Regions from separate parts of the Homo sapiens genome. Here region 1 is linked to region 2. A link is a contact called in ENCODE Hi-C or POLR2A ChIA-PET data. All regions are on one chromosome and are shown on one strand. Each heading gives the region's core, a stretch centred on a gene start or an enhancer-like site at or near the end of the contact. The rest is flanking DNA. Distances are from core to core; before and after follow the strand shown. Region 1 has its middle 13 kb from the start of PCSK6. Region 2 overlaps PCSK6 (proprotein convertase subtilisin/kexin type 6).

The links. Hi-C counts contacts between places; a loop is a spot of excess contacts on that map. ChIA-PET counts read pairs that join two places held with the same protein, here RNA polymerase II (POLR2A). Pooled maps may share reads with other maps.
Region 1: a loop to region 2 is called in a map of HepG2, with 8 times the contacts of the local background. The contact joins two enhancer-like sites. A Hi-C loop is called at or near these places in 7 of 168 maps with a recorded cell type or tissue (HepG2, Right ventricle myocardium inferior, gastrocnemius medialis and 4 more) and 4 of 50 pooled maps. POLR2A ChIA-PET finds 5 or more read pairs at or near these places in 2 of 52 experiments (A673 and HepG2).

Annotation. Positions count from the first base shown.
Region 1 is chr15:101,499,519-101,506,178 of GRCh38, reverse strand. No RefSeq gene overlaps it. Among named protein-coding and RNA genes, the nearest start is that of PCSK6, 13 kb to the right of the region's middle. Within about 2 kb of position 4,143, at least 4 of the 41 ENCODE cell types and tissues checked have a DNase peak (open chromatin) inside an H3K27ac peak, as active enhancers do; they include gastrocnemius medialis and psoas muscle, where a contact is called at or near this core.
Region 2 is chr15:101,437,190-101,443,600 of GRCh38, reverse strand. It overlaps PCSK6 (proprotein convertase subtilisin/kexin type 6), which reads left to right. Exons shown (of 22, transcript NM_002570.5): 2 at 1-45. Among named protein-coding and RNA genes, the nearest start is that of PCSK6, 49 kb to the left of the region's middle. Within about 2 kb of position 3,865, at least 9 of the 41 ENCODE cell types and tissues checked have a DNase peak (open chromatin) inside an H3K27ac peak, as active enhancers do; they include gastrocnemius medialis and psoas muscle, where a contact is called at or near this core.

The sequences.
Region 1 (6,660 bases), core at 2,894-5,393, 62 kb before region 2:
CTGTGACCAAAAATGCAAGCCATCTGACAAAGAGTTTCAGGCTATTTTCAGTATCATTATCTTCTCCGCCAACACTGACAAATTTACCATGGTCGTGGTTTTCTTCGTTTTAATGACTGTTTGGTTGTGTTTTCCTTTGGGGATGGGGGCTGGTGGCGCTGCTGGCATCTGTGGCAAGGCCTCGAGGGAAGTGGATTTCTGCGGTGGTCACTGTGCCTTGCTGCCTTGTTTAAAATGAGACTTCATGGGACACACACAGCAAAGATGAAAGAGCAGAACCGTGGCATGTGAGGGACGATTAGGGCCAGGCTGGGCCATTAAGGCCTGGTCTAAAAGGTGCCCAGACACCTATTGACATGACACGTCCTAACTGCTCCCCAGACACCAGGATTAATCCACTGTGTCAGTTTGCTTCGTGTCCCTAATGTCTGTCAGCAGGAGCCTCTTCGTGCCTGATGGAGCTGGGGAGGGGAGGATGTCAAGGTGGATGCTCTCGGCTGGAAAAGCTCTCCAATGATGGGCTGTAACGAAAGTTTGTGACATTTCGATAGCTCTTTGCCTTTTAATGTGCGCATCTGGGGACAGCCCGTTACCTGCTTTTCTGCCTTGATCCATCATTTTTCTCTGGACCAAATCTCAAAATAATACAGCACAGAAAGAACTCTGGGTTCGAGATGGCAAGTGCAGCCTGCTCTCTGCTAACCCGACAAAGTGTTGATGAGTCAGAACTTCTGGGTAGCACACAACACTGCTGTGTATGGCTGACAAAAATGTCCAGCTTGTAAACAATTAGGAAACAGTTCAATAAAATATTCATGGGCACCATTTAACCCATGACTCAGGCAGACTCCTTACAATCTTGACACTGATAGTCTGAACATTGTCATTCTTCTACATGTCTTCAGAAGGGCTGGTAAATATTGAACTACAGTTAATAGGTTCTTGGATAAGCCAGATTCGCAGGCCCTTAACCTCACGCCTTCTCCCTTTACCTCCATGACATGATGTTTGAACCTAGAAGACAGGGTTGTCGACATCTTCTCCACCGTGCGGAGCCCTCGGTGCCAAGAGTGGTGGGTGTCCCCGTGGCCTCCCGCCTGGGGTCTGAGCTGCCGCACGATCCATTTGTCACCTCTGAAGTGTATCTCACCGTGGGCACTGGGAGCAGCAAATGGTTGTTCTGTTCTTACCTGCTCGATCCACACAAAGCTGGGAAGGTTCATGGGTGCCTAATCTCACAGGACAGACATGACGACACTGTGAATTCACACTGGGTCTCATCAGGGATTTCACTGTTCTTCCAGAGAGAGCAAGTGTCTTACTGACCACCAGAAAACATTTTTGGGGGAGGGGGAAAATAACTAGAAAGTGGAGGAAAGGTAAAATAGAAAATTCAAGGACAAATAAGATGCTAAAGAAAATGATGAAGTAGAATGAATGAGAATTGCTTGGAGGGGGTGCCTCTGGCTTGGATGGCTGTCCATTTTGCTGAGGTGTCTGGGGTTGACCACGGGAGGAGGGAAGAAAGCTGAGCGGGGAAGACCAGGCATACCTAACTAATGGTGTGGGTGATGTGATATTCCTGCTAGCCCTCATCGGTCCTGGGGCGTGGCTCCTTCTCGCCTTTGCTCTTCCTGTCTTGGAGCGGATTGAGGCTGGGACGAGAAGAGAGATGGGCCAGCAGAAGGGCTCTTCCCCCATTCCCCCAAACCCTTCCTGAAATACCAGCTGGCAAAACTTCTCGAATGTGCAGTTTCGGAACTATCACAGCTTCCATGAATATCAGATGTTCCATTTAGTTCTTGATCTCTCTCCCCTCTGTCTCTTTTGTCACTTTTATTTATTTTGTTGTTTTAATCTTCCTGGAGGCCTAATGGGCTGTATTTGAGATCAGTAGGATACTTTTAATGGTTTAAGTTGCCATGATTCCAGGCCCCAAGAGAAAATGTTCTGTATTTTTTCAACCAAAACCTGTGCCTGCCACTTCTTTTTAAAATATTAAGGATGCATTTCCCTAGCCAGTCCCAGCTTGAGCATTTGACCCTCCTGCCCACCCAGAGTTGCCAGATTTAGCAAATAATAATACAGGACAGACACTCAGGTAAATTTGAATTTCAGATAAATAAAAAATAATTTTATGAGTGCAAGTGTATCCCAACTTTTGTGTGAGGTACGCTTAAACCAAAAGTGTTTTCATTGTTTATCTGAAATTCAAATTTAACTGGGCATCTAGTATTTATTTGGCAATCATACCAGCTGATTCCTCAACCATTCTTTGGAAACATTTAATCCCAAGTTCTTACACAGCAGACACATTTAATCATACTTACTGCCTAGCAAGTATACATACTTTTTTTTTTTTTTTTGAGACGGAGTCTTGCTCTGTCACCCAGGCTGGAGTGCAGTGGCGCGATCTCAGCTCACTGAGAACTGGGTGAGTCTCACTGGGAACTCCGCCTCCCAGGTTCACGCCATTCTCCTGCCTCAGCCTCCCGAGTAGCTGGGACTACAGGCGCCCGCCACCACGCCCGACTAATTTTTTTGTATTTTTAGTAGAGACGGGGTTTCACTGTGTTAGCCAGGATGGTCTCGATCTCCTGACCTCATGATCTGCCCGTCTCAGCCTCCCAAAGTGCTGTGATTACAGGCATGAGCCACCGTGCCCGGCCCGTATTCTTTGTTCATGATGTCTCTACCTGGATGCATGCAGGATGTCTCCGACAGTGAGCTTCCAAAGGAAGTCCCTCTGAGTGGCTTAGAGGGCTGTACTCACAGTAGGGGCTGATGGCACAGATCGCTTTAGGAAGGTGGTGAGTGGGAGGTGGTGGTGGGGAAAACAAGACTTACCGGTTTACCAGAGGCAGGGATCAGGGTGGGATCGGGAGGGAATAGGATTTGGCGCTGTTTTCACTGAATTCTGGAATTGTGGTCTGGCTCTGGGAATCACCTGGGAGGTCAGCCCCTGGAGGGGAAAGGCAGCCCCTCCTCAACGTCTGCGACAGGTGCCCTCCTACGCTTCCCAACCCCTCCCAGTGTGGGCAGTTCCCCAGCTCACAGGCAGCACACGCAGGTGGAAACAGCTCTACCTGTCGGCTCACCCTCTGGCGAAATTCTACTTTCAGACCAGGAAAGCTGAGAGGGGTGGAGGGTGCCTCGCTGAAGTCACAGTGCTCGGGCCAGGCCTTCCCATGCCTCACCTTTCTCCACTGGACCCCGCTTGTTCTTTTCGGCCTGTGAGAAGGCCACAAACAGTTGTTACTTTTTCAAGTCAAAGAGGGTATGCGTCCTGAAGACATGATCAGAGATGTCATTAAGTGTGCGCGTGTATAGGGCGGAGTGAGGCCCAGGAGGTGGAGTGGTGCGGCTCTCAGGTCACGGACATGGAATTCCTGACTCTGCCTGCTCCCGGCGGCCTGCTGGCCTGTCAAGGGGAGAGCACAGTGAGTGACAAGAGGATTTATTTCCACCAGCCAGAGAATGGCTCATAATTTACAGCCCGCTGAGCCAGCCTCTACCACGGCATTAGAGCCTTCCTTTTGTAGACAGTAATAAATTGTCTTATCCCCGGTGCTGACATAACATGCTCCTTTTTAAGTGCGCCATAATTTTCATTTTTAAGGGAATATTCATATTGGATGGCAGAGCTCATGGGCATCTGAATACTTCTCTGGAGAGAAGCCTTTTTTTTTCTTTTTTAAAAGAAGATATAATTCAGCTCCTAAATGCCACTAGCAGGGATAGGCTTGACTTCTAAAGCGACATTAGGGGCAGAATTTGGGGACATTGTAGACCCTTCATAGACAGTGACTTGCCCCTCATCAGTAGGCATCAAAAGGATCAAGCCCCTGCAGGATGCACGTCCTTTGACTGTCCGCCTTGCTGCCTTTGCACGATGGTGGCCAGGGAGCTGGGGCGGCCTCGGGCTTTTCCATCCCAAAGGACGGGCTTCCCCGCCACCAGGGGGACTCACTCCCTTGAGCTCCCCCTGGCAGGAGGGGCCTGGGGGTGACAGGCAGACAGTAAAGGAGTCTGAAGCCTGCCCGGGGGGTTCCCAGCTTGGGATCATGGGGCTGCCGAGTCCGGGCACCGTGTCTCTCTCCTTCTGCATCCTCCAGGGGGCAACAGTGCAGCCTGCTGATCCCCAGTGAGCGGTTCTCCCCGGGGCACAGTCCTGGAGGGGGATGCCACAGATGGTCCCTGGTCACCAGGGAGTCCTCGGGCCTGTCTCCTGTTTCTACCGACCCGTGGGGATGGGCCAGCCGGGGTGTCCTTCTCCCCTCCCGTCAAGGTTCTTGTGCCTGGGTCCTTATCTGAGGATGCCCTCACGGCGTGGCAGGAAGAGATGGGGCCGGGTGGCTGCCCAGGCTCCTCCCTCTGCCTTTGCCTTGTGCCTTCACAGCCACCCATTCCAGAACCCTAACTGTTCACCTGACAAGACCTCAGGCAAAGCCCTGGCTCCCTCGGAGGATCGGGGCTTTCTTGTTTGTAAAACAGGACACGGACTTTAGGAGCTCAGACACGAATGCATGCAAAAGCCTTACAGAGGGTTCAGGAGAGGTGAGTTTTTGTCTCCTCCTCTGCTCCTTCTTTCTTCACTGCCTGTTTCCCTCCTTTCACCAGGCACGTAGGGGAAGGAGCTGAGGTCCCCAGGCTGTGCAGTCCTTCTAGGTCTGGGCTGTGGAGGGAGAGGAGAGGCTGGCCTGGGGGTCTCTGCTGGGGGAGATACAAGTCCGGCCTGTGGGGTTGGCCAGCCTGGGGCATGTCTGTGTTAACTCAGACACACCCACACAGACACTTCCAGAACCAGGCATGTTTACAAGTAGCAATGAGGTATTGCTAAACCTCTGGCCTGATGAGAACAGCTCTCACATAATGCTGTCTGAGTGCCAGGCCCAGGTCCAGGCACTGTACACTAATTCATTTAAGGTGGACACAAATATGCCCATTTTATGCTCAGCTGGGAAAACTGAGGCCCAGAGAGGTCAATGGACTCATCTGAGGTCAGGCAGCTGGGAGGTGGCCGAGCTGGGATGAGAACCCAGGTGGTCAGGGCTGGAGCCTCTTCCCTAGCCACAGTGCCCCTCTGCCTCTTCTCCTCCTGCCTGAGCAATCCCACTTCACTTGGACCATCCCCTGCCTATTCCAGGAGACAGGACTTGAGTGTCACTTCCCCTCCTGCTGTCTTGTGGCCCTGCCATGCACTGTGGCAAGTCTTCTGTTATCTTCTGCCTGAGAGGCCGTGACTAAGAAGGTTCCAGACTTCCCGTCTATCAAAGGTGAGGACTGAATTAGACTTTCTTCTTGACAGTGGTGATCACCTGTGACCTGTGACTGGTACATGCTCAGGAGGGAGTATACTGTTCCACTTTGCTGATTTCTAATGAAAGATTACTTTTACAGGATGGAGGGAGAAAGGGCTCCGAAGGAGAAGGAAGAAGAATAAGGGCATTGGCCTCAGTCCAGATGAAAAGACCCAGATGCAAAATTATTTGGGCCACATATGTGTTGTTTGCTTATCAAATTTTCAACCTTTGAAAAATCACAATATTGGATGGTGGGAATCAGTAGCATTGCTGGAGTTCCTGTGGGTGGCAGGAGTTGGACATTGTGGCAGGTGACCCTGCAAAGGATAAACACAGAACCTGCAGAGGGTAAAGGATTTCCCAAGTCTCACTCCTGGAGGGAGGGGCACAGGCATGAGCAGCCTATCGGGCCCCATGTCATGCAGCTATGTTCTCTGCTGCTGGTGAGCTTGGCATCGAAAGAAAACATAGCAGGAATGATTTTGTCTGGGTTGGGGATTTGGGGGAGTTTAGACTATAAATAGTGAGGAGGATATAAAAAGCCTTAAGAGGATTTTTGGAAGCCCTAAATCCACCACATAGACCAAAGCAAGTTAACAGGAACCACTTCGGTTTTAGTGAGGTCTAAATGTGACTCAGCATAGTGCCCTCCCCTCCACTGTTCCCTTCCAGCTGTCGTGGTTCACGTGTCCGCTGTCACCACAACCCTTGCCAGCATCTGCCAAACCAAGGGCACGTGTGTCAGGAGGTCTGCTGCCAGCATGCCAGCTGCCAGGTGCTGCCTAGCCTTGAATTACGGCCTGGCTCACTCCCTAAGGGAAGGCATCATTGGCAGCCTCTTCTGCAGCAGAGAAAACGGAAGCATAGGAGGGTAGGTGCCTGGTCCAGGGTCACACAGCCAGCAAGTAGTGGGCTGGATTCCACACTCAGCCGAGGCCCACTCTGCTGATTCTAGCATAATTTCTTCAGGATCACCTTTTGAGTGGACCTCAGCTGCGTGTGGGAAGGAACCTGCTTGCCTCTGTGCCTTGCTTCTTGGACACCTGCGGTCCCAGCCTTCTCTTTTCTGTGGGCCCTTATTTCATTTAATACATGGACTCATCATAAAACCCCTTTGCACTCCTGTAGCCCCAGCTCAGGAAGCCTGAAGCCCACCCCGGTCACCGAGGTGCTCAGAATCGATGGAGATCCAGAGTTGAAACCTCCCTACGTTTGGTCCTGTGTCCCCAGGGTCTGCTGCCGGCTCCTAGATACCTACAAACAGGTCTTTACTGTTGACTCTTTTAGGAACATCACTGTGGCCTAATAGTGAGGGAGTGACATTTAGGATGATGGCCGACCATCTCATTTATAGGAA
Region 2 (6,411 bases), core at 2,616-5,115:
TTGAGTAGCAGAGGCCCTCACACCTTCCTCAGAATGGACCCCCAGGTACAGAGTGTCCGGATGCTTTCCTAAGGGCTGGAGGGTTTGGGTCTGTGGTCTTAAAAATGGCGGAGTCTGGATTTTAATGTGATTCTGGATAGACATGAGTTTTCCATATTCACTTTAAATACAGCAAGACAGGTGTAGCTACGAATCAGACCATCTGAACTAAATCATGTGAGTGAGGATCTCTCAGCATTTTAAAATCAACAAAACACAATACTCACAGGAGATACATATATGAATCTTACCCATGAAACAAAAACTCTAAGCAATTCAAGCAAGTATTTTAATAATGAAATTAGAGATCAGGCAGGTGGATGTTTTTGTGGTTGTCATAACATGTATGTTAATGGTTACTATGAATTTGAAAACTGAGGCAGTAACTATGACTTTTTTTCCTCAAAGATTCACATGATCTTCAGGATTAAAACAAATGCGATTTGAAAGGAGGCTAACATTTTAAATTTTAACATAACCCGTATTTATTGGGTGGTTAATTATACTTCCTTTCTGCATAGATTTGAAATTAATATTTGAGAAAGATCAATCAACAGTTATGTGTCAAGATTAAAAATTTAAGATGGCCAAGTGAGCCTCCAGTGAGTTCATTCATTTGGCAGGTATTTTTGGAATACCTTCCATGTGGCTGGCTCTGTCCATAGCAGGGCCCGTGGAGCTGGCGGCAGGGCTGACAGAAAACGAAGCAGGAAATAGAAAAATATGTGATATGTCACAGGGCGATGAGTGCTGAGAAGGAAAATGAAGTTCACGTGAGAAGCAGTAGCAGCCCCAGCAAGGAACGGAGGTCATTGGTAAATCATAGTTTTAGGTCACAGAAATCATCTTCTCTTAAAAGTTAACGTATATACTAGATGTTTGTTTGGGCCCCCTGGCTGGTGCACAATATTATTTCAGCTATTTCCAGAAAATACTTAGAGTAAAGTTTTTATGGAAAAATGGGTTCTTGGTGTTGCCCCAACCCACCTGCTTCAATGACAATCAGGGCTCTTTTTGTATTGACTGAGCAGGGATCTGTTGGAGAGACGCGTTATCTCTGGGCTCTGTACCTGAATTATCCTTCTCTGGGGCATCGCATGGTGAGGGTTTTGATTTGAAGCATATGAGGAAGTGGTCCCCATGGAGCTCACCCATGGACCTGGGCTGTGAAAAGACAGACTTGTCTTGAATATATTTCTGGATTGGTTTTATAGGTGGGTGGATGGATGGATGAATGGATGGATAGATAGATACGGATAAGTCGAACGAGATAGATATGAAACATTGTGCTAATTCCATTATTCCTTCATAGCAAGGGAAGGAGTTAAGTGTTTACTAAGGGATGGCTGTGCTTGGGCACTTTACATGCACCGTCTCACCCCATCACATGGGGGTGAGATTACGTCTACTTGTGCTTACACCATGGAACATGAAGGAATGTTTTTCAAAGGGGCCAGTATATTTAATCCTCTAGGAAAAAAGCCAGATTGTAGTTGCTCCTTCCCAAAGAGTGGGGCACTTGGGGAAGGGTGGATCAGTAGAAAACTGAGCAGCAGGGAGCCTCTGTACAGGGTGCATAGGCTGATCCCGGAGGAGGCGTGAGTTCTGTGCGGTTGAGAGACCGTCATCTGTCATCTTGGAGGAAATTCTAAGCTAGGAAAGAGGTCGACGCAGCATCCCTCCACACTTTCACTTTAAGCAAGCACTTGATCTGCCGTGTGAAGAAACATCCTCATTCTTCAACTGAAGTCTTTTGAGTTGTTGAATTGCCACCACGCGGATAGTTACAATGAAAGCAAGCTGTTTGCATGCAGGAAGCCCATCTCATAAGCATGCTCTGAGAAGAGACGGGGACCGTGGATTTCTTGGTCTTCTTTCCATGAGGCCTTCCAAGAATTAATAAAGCAGATTCTTAATGGTTAGAACTAAGGCAGAGTCGAAATAGGAGACTTAATCTGTGTTTTGACTACATCCTCTGTTGTTGGTGACTATATTTTAAAACTTTTAAAGGTACTCAGGTCGACTGCTCATCCCTTCCTTCCAAAAATATTAATGGTGCACCTGCTGAGTGCAGGACCCTGTGCCTGAGTAATGCAGAGCTGCCCAGCAGGTCTCTGTGTTGCTGAGTTCTCGGTGAAGATGGGGATGGGAGACCTGTGCATGAGCAAGGCAGGCTGAGGCAGCAGAGACAGACTCTGTGGGGGGCTTGAGGGCCACCATACCCTGGACCTGCCTCCTCTCTGCAGCACCTGAGCTGCTTGATTGACCCATTTTAGGTGTGTTAAAAGTCCTATATTCAGTTTGGGTCTGAGGGCAAAGCATTCCCAGGCATTAGTTGTCTCCTCGAAGTCAGCAGAAGGAAGGATAGAGACTTCCTAGGCAAAGGCTAACGTAGCAGTTAAATTTTTTCAAATAAAAATCTCCTTCTCACAGAGCTTCTTAATAAGCTCCTGGCAAGGCTTCTATCAATGCATCCTGCCAGTAAAGAAGAAAGGAAGAAAGGTAAACAGCCTGGGCATCCCAGGCCTTCCTGGAACGTTCCTAGGATTGGCTGATTGTTTCTCATAGTTCTAATTAAATTGTTAGCCCCAGGGAAAGCACACAGACATCTGAACCGATTATGAATTCAGAATCGCAACTGAAATACCTCTGTTTAAATTTGTCTAGCTTTAATGCAAACCAAATCAATTAGCTGTCAGTCTGACTAATATTTACTCCACCCAGTCATTACAATTAAACACTTGGTGAAATTAGCTGTTTTATGGAAGTATTTAGTGTTATCTTTTATTGCAGTGCATCAGAACGTTTCCCTACGTTGGCAAAGCATTTTTATGATACCTTCACATCTGGAGAGTTGTGTAATTAATATTATTAACAAAAGGAAAAGATGATTTAATATTATTCAGAGACTTCGGAATGCGAGGCTGCCATTGTGTTCAAATGACCAAACTGGAAATGAATGTTATGGGGCTTAGGATAAAGTTCCATCAAATGCAGACGGTATCTTATTTTAATTAGTTCCAGTCCCTATTGTATAGGAGTGCTTTGATAAGTGATGGAATGTACAGTCCACCCCATGTCACATAAAAGCAGATAGAATGTACATTTGGGAAAGCAAAACAAAACTCAAGGGGGTGTCAGCAGCAGGACTCTGTTAAGCACGTGTGTGCACGCACACTTATTAGGCATCTTCTTCGCACTGATCCTGTACCGGAATGGTACAGTCATTTTCCTTGCATTCTTAATTACCTTTACTTGATGTTTTTCTTACCGTCTTTGAAAAGGGCCATTTTGCTCAGATTGCTTTGTTACTCAGCCCTGTCCTTGGAGGAACAGCCCAAGTGTTCGCAGTGTGCAGTTATCGGTCGCTGGGTTTTTCCAAGGCTTGTCATTTAAGCAAACTGAAAGCATTTGTTTTTAACTTGTTCTTTTGCCAAAAGTCTGGAGAAGGGTGGATATTACAGAAGCGTCGACCAATCACTGAAAGGGCTCACAAATTTTTTTAAAATTACTTGTTCTGATTATGTTCCAAGCTGGCTTATAGTTAGTCGTTGCTGCCTGTGTCTTCCAGACCTTACATTTTAGCATGATGACTTGGGTTCAGCTCTTTTCCTTCCCTACAGATCTCAGCCAGATTGGTGATGGAAATGGAAGGATAAAGATGTTCAGAGGGAGCCTTGGTGGCTCCTTCTAGGGCCGTAGGAGGCTTGGGTTCAATGCTTCATTTCAGTGCTTTAAAGCTTAGAAGTTGCAAAATGATTGCAAGGACCAGAGGAGGCATTCTGTTTTGTAGGATGGGACTTTGCCCCCGGAGTTTAATCAAAGCTCGGGTTTCCTTCCAGCAGTGATGCAATGTTGAAGCAGATCTTTCCATTAACCACAGATGGAATTTTATCTAACAGTTTTGTGTGCTAGAGCAATTCAAAGTGCAAACAAACAGAAAGTTCCTGACAAGAGCACATAGACAGTAAGTGACCACATTGGTCTCAGGGGTTGATGAACTGTGTCATGGGCTGAGGGCAGGGCCAGGCAGCTGCCCAGGGCCCAGAGGATTTGCCCACGTGGGGACGGTGGACTGCTCCCCCATGAGGGTGATCGAATGACAGTGACAAGTTGGCTGTTCACATTTTCAGCACCACCCAGCTGGTTCTAGTGGCATGGCTGCTAGGAATTGGTAAAAAGTTTGAATGTGTAAATTTACCTTAAAAGACAGCATTTTATTCTTTCACGACATGCTCTGCCCTTCCGCTTAGATATCTCAAAGACAATCCAAAGTCAGTATGTCCCAAACCCAGCTCACTGTCTCTGACCCTAGTCTGTCTCAGAGGGAAGCGCTCATCCGCATTCCACTGCAGTGCCAGCGGCCTCTCCTTCCCCCCTACACTTGTTCCACCTCCCGTACAACCTGGCCCTGCCATGTCCTGTGTCTCCTGCCCTAGGCCCAGCTCCTGTCATCTCTTGCCTGCACCACTGCACTGCCCTCCTTGCTGGCCTCATGTGGGCATCCTTGCCCCGGCCAGTCACCTCCCATGCTCCTGAGGGATCCTCTGAAATACGGCCACCACTGGCCTTTAAGATCCTCCTCGGGTGACTTTCGCTCTTTTTCCCTCTGCAGAGCTTTTGCACAGACGGCTCCCCACCTTCCCCTGCTGTTGCTCTCTTCCCCACCTTCCCCTCTGGGCTCCAATATCCCTGCCACCAGGAAGCCTGCTCAGAGGCTGCGGACTTGGCCTGCTCTTCTAGCAGTCGTATGTTTGTATTCTAGATCTGGCCCTAGAGTAGGAGCACACAGCAGTGTTTGTTGGGAACGATGACTAGTTCAGTTTGTTTGGGATCTGTCAGGGACAGACAGAGTCGGCAGGGGAGCTGCAGGTGGTTCCTGGGGGACCTGGATCGTCAGGCTTGGGAGGGCGTTCAGTGTTCCAGAACCAGAGGAGAGGCGATGGGAAGGCGGACTGACGCTGCTGTGCGGATGCCTCGGGAGAGAGGAACTTGGAGTTCAAAGCATGCAAGCCCATCTCTTGCCAATGCAACAGGAGGTTATCGAGGGTCAAGGCCACATATCATTTGCTTTTACTCCCTTACAAGTCCAGCAGCAACCCAGAGAACAGTAGACAATGCTTCCTGAAGCATATCTCAAGTTCCAGAGATGTGACTCCTATAAGCAAGTTGTGTGTAACATAAGCAACTTCTTTCTATGTAAATACTTTAGAAGTAAATTCTGACCCACCTTGGCTAAATTATGGAAAAATCCTAAATATAGTTTTCAGTTGACAAAGCTGTATCCTGTATTGCTGAAGCTAAAATAACAGAGGTACAGACAGTGACTGCATGTCAGACACGTTGAGCAGTGTTGGACCTCATAGTTTGTTAGTCTGCGGGGGCAGTTGTAACAAAGTCCCACAGGATGCGGGGACTTCAACCGCAGAACCGTATTGTCTCACACTTAGGAAGGTTGGAAGACTGAGATTACGGCGTTGGCAGGGTTGGTTTCTTCTGAGGTCTCTTGATCCTCACGTGGTTGTCCCTCTCTGCGAGTGGCTCTGTCCTAATCTCCTCTTCTCATGGGACACTGGCCAGATTGGATTAGGGTCCCCCGCATCATGACCTCATATTAACGTAACTACCTCTTTAAGGCCCTTATCTCCCATTACAGTCACGTTCTGAGCTACCCCGGGTTAAGATTTCAACATAAGAATTTAGGGGTTCACAGGTCAGCCCCTAACAATAGGTGAAGCTGGGCTCCAGCTGCCTCTTCTGTTGTCAGTGAGTGGAGGTGGGTGGCGGGCGGTGGGGAGAGGGGCACCTTCTGTCCCCTTTCAGCAAAATAAGAACTAACTTACAAATGAGTAGCTTTACTTTCCCAAAGAGCTTTCACACGCACTGTCCCATTTCCGTCATCGGCAGAGCGAGGACTTCCCTCTCTCATGACTGTTAAGCAGGGGTCTTCTGGCACCTGTAGTTTAACTTCAATGGAAAGAATTCAAGAAATGGTCTCTACGCTGTTGCAGTTATGGCTGCAGGGGAGGCAGTGGGGAGGGAGCTGGGCTCGCAGCTGCCTGGATGACACGGGAGGTGGTGGTGGGGGTGGCTTTCTAGGCTGAGTTAGAATGTCCTTTATTTTCTGGTTCCTCCTCCCCCTCCTCTACTGCCCGGGCTTACTCACTGGGTTCCCGCTGTGTGTTTGCCATGGCAGCCTGGGGTTTCCCGGCCCCACCCCTAGGTGAGCCAGTGCTGCGCCGGAGGTGGGCCTGGGCATCTCGCCATGATGGGCTCTCACGAAACCATGTAATCGTCTCTCACTTGTCACGATGGCCCTCTTGCCCTGCTGGAAGATGACAGCCACAGGACCAATCCCTCACTCGGAGAACT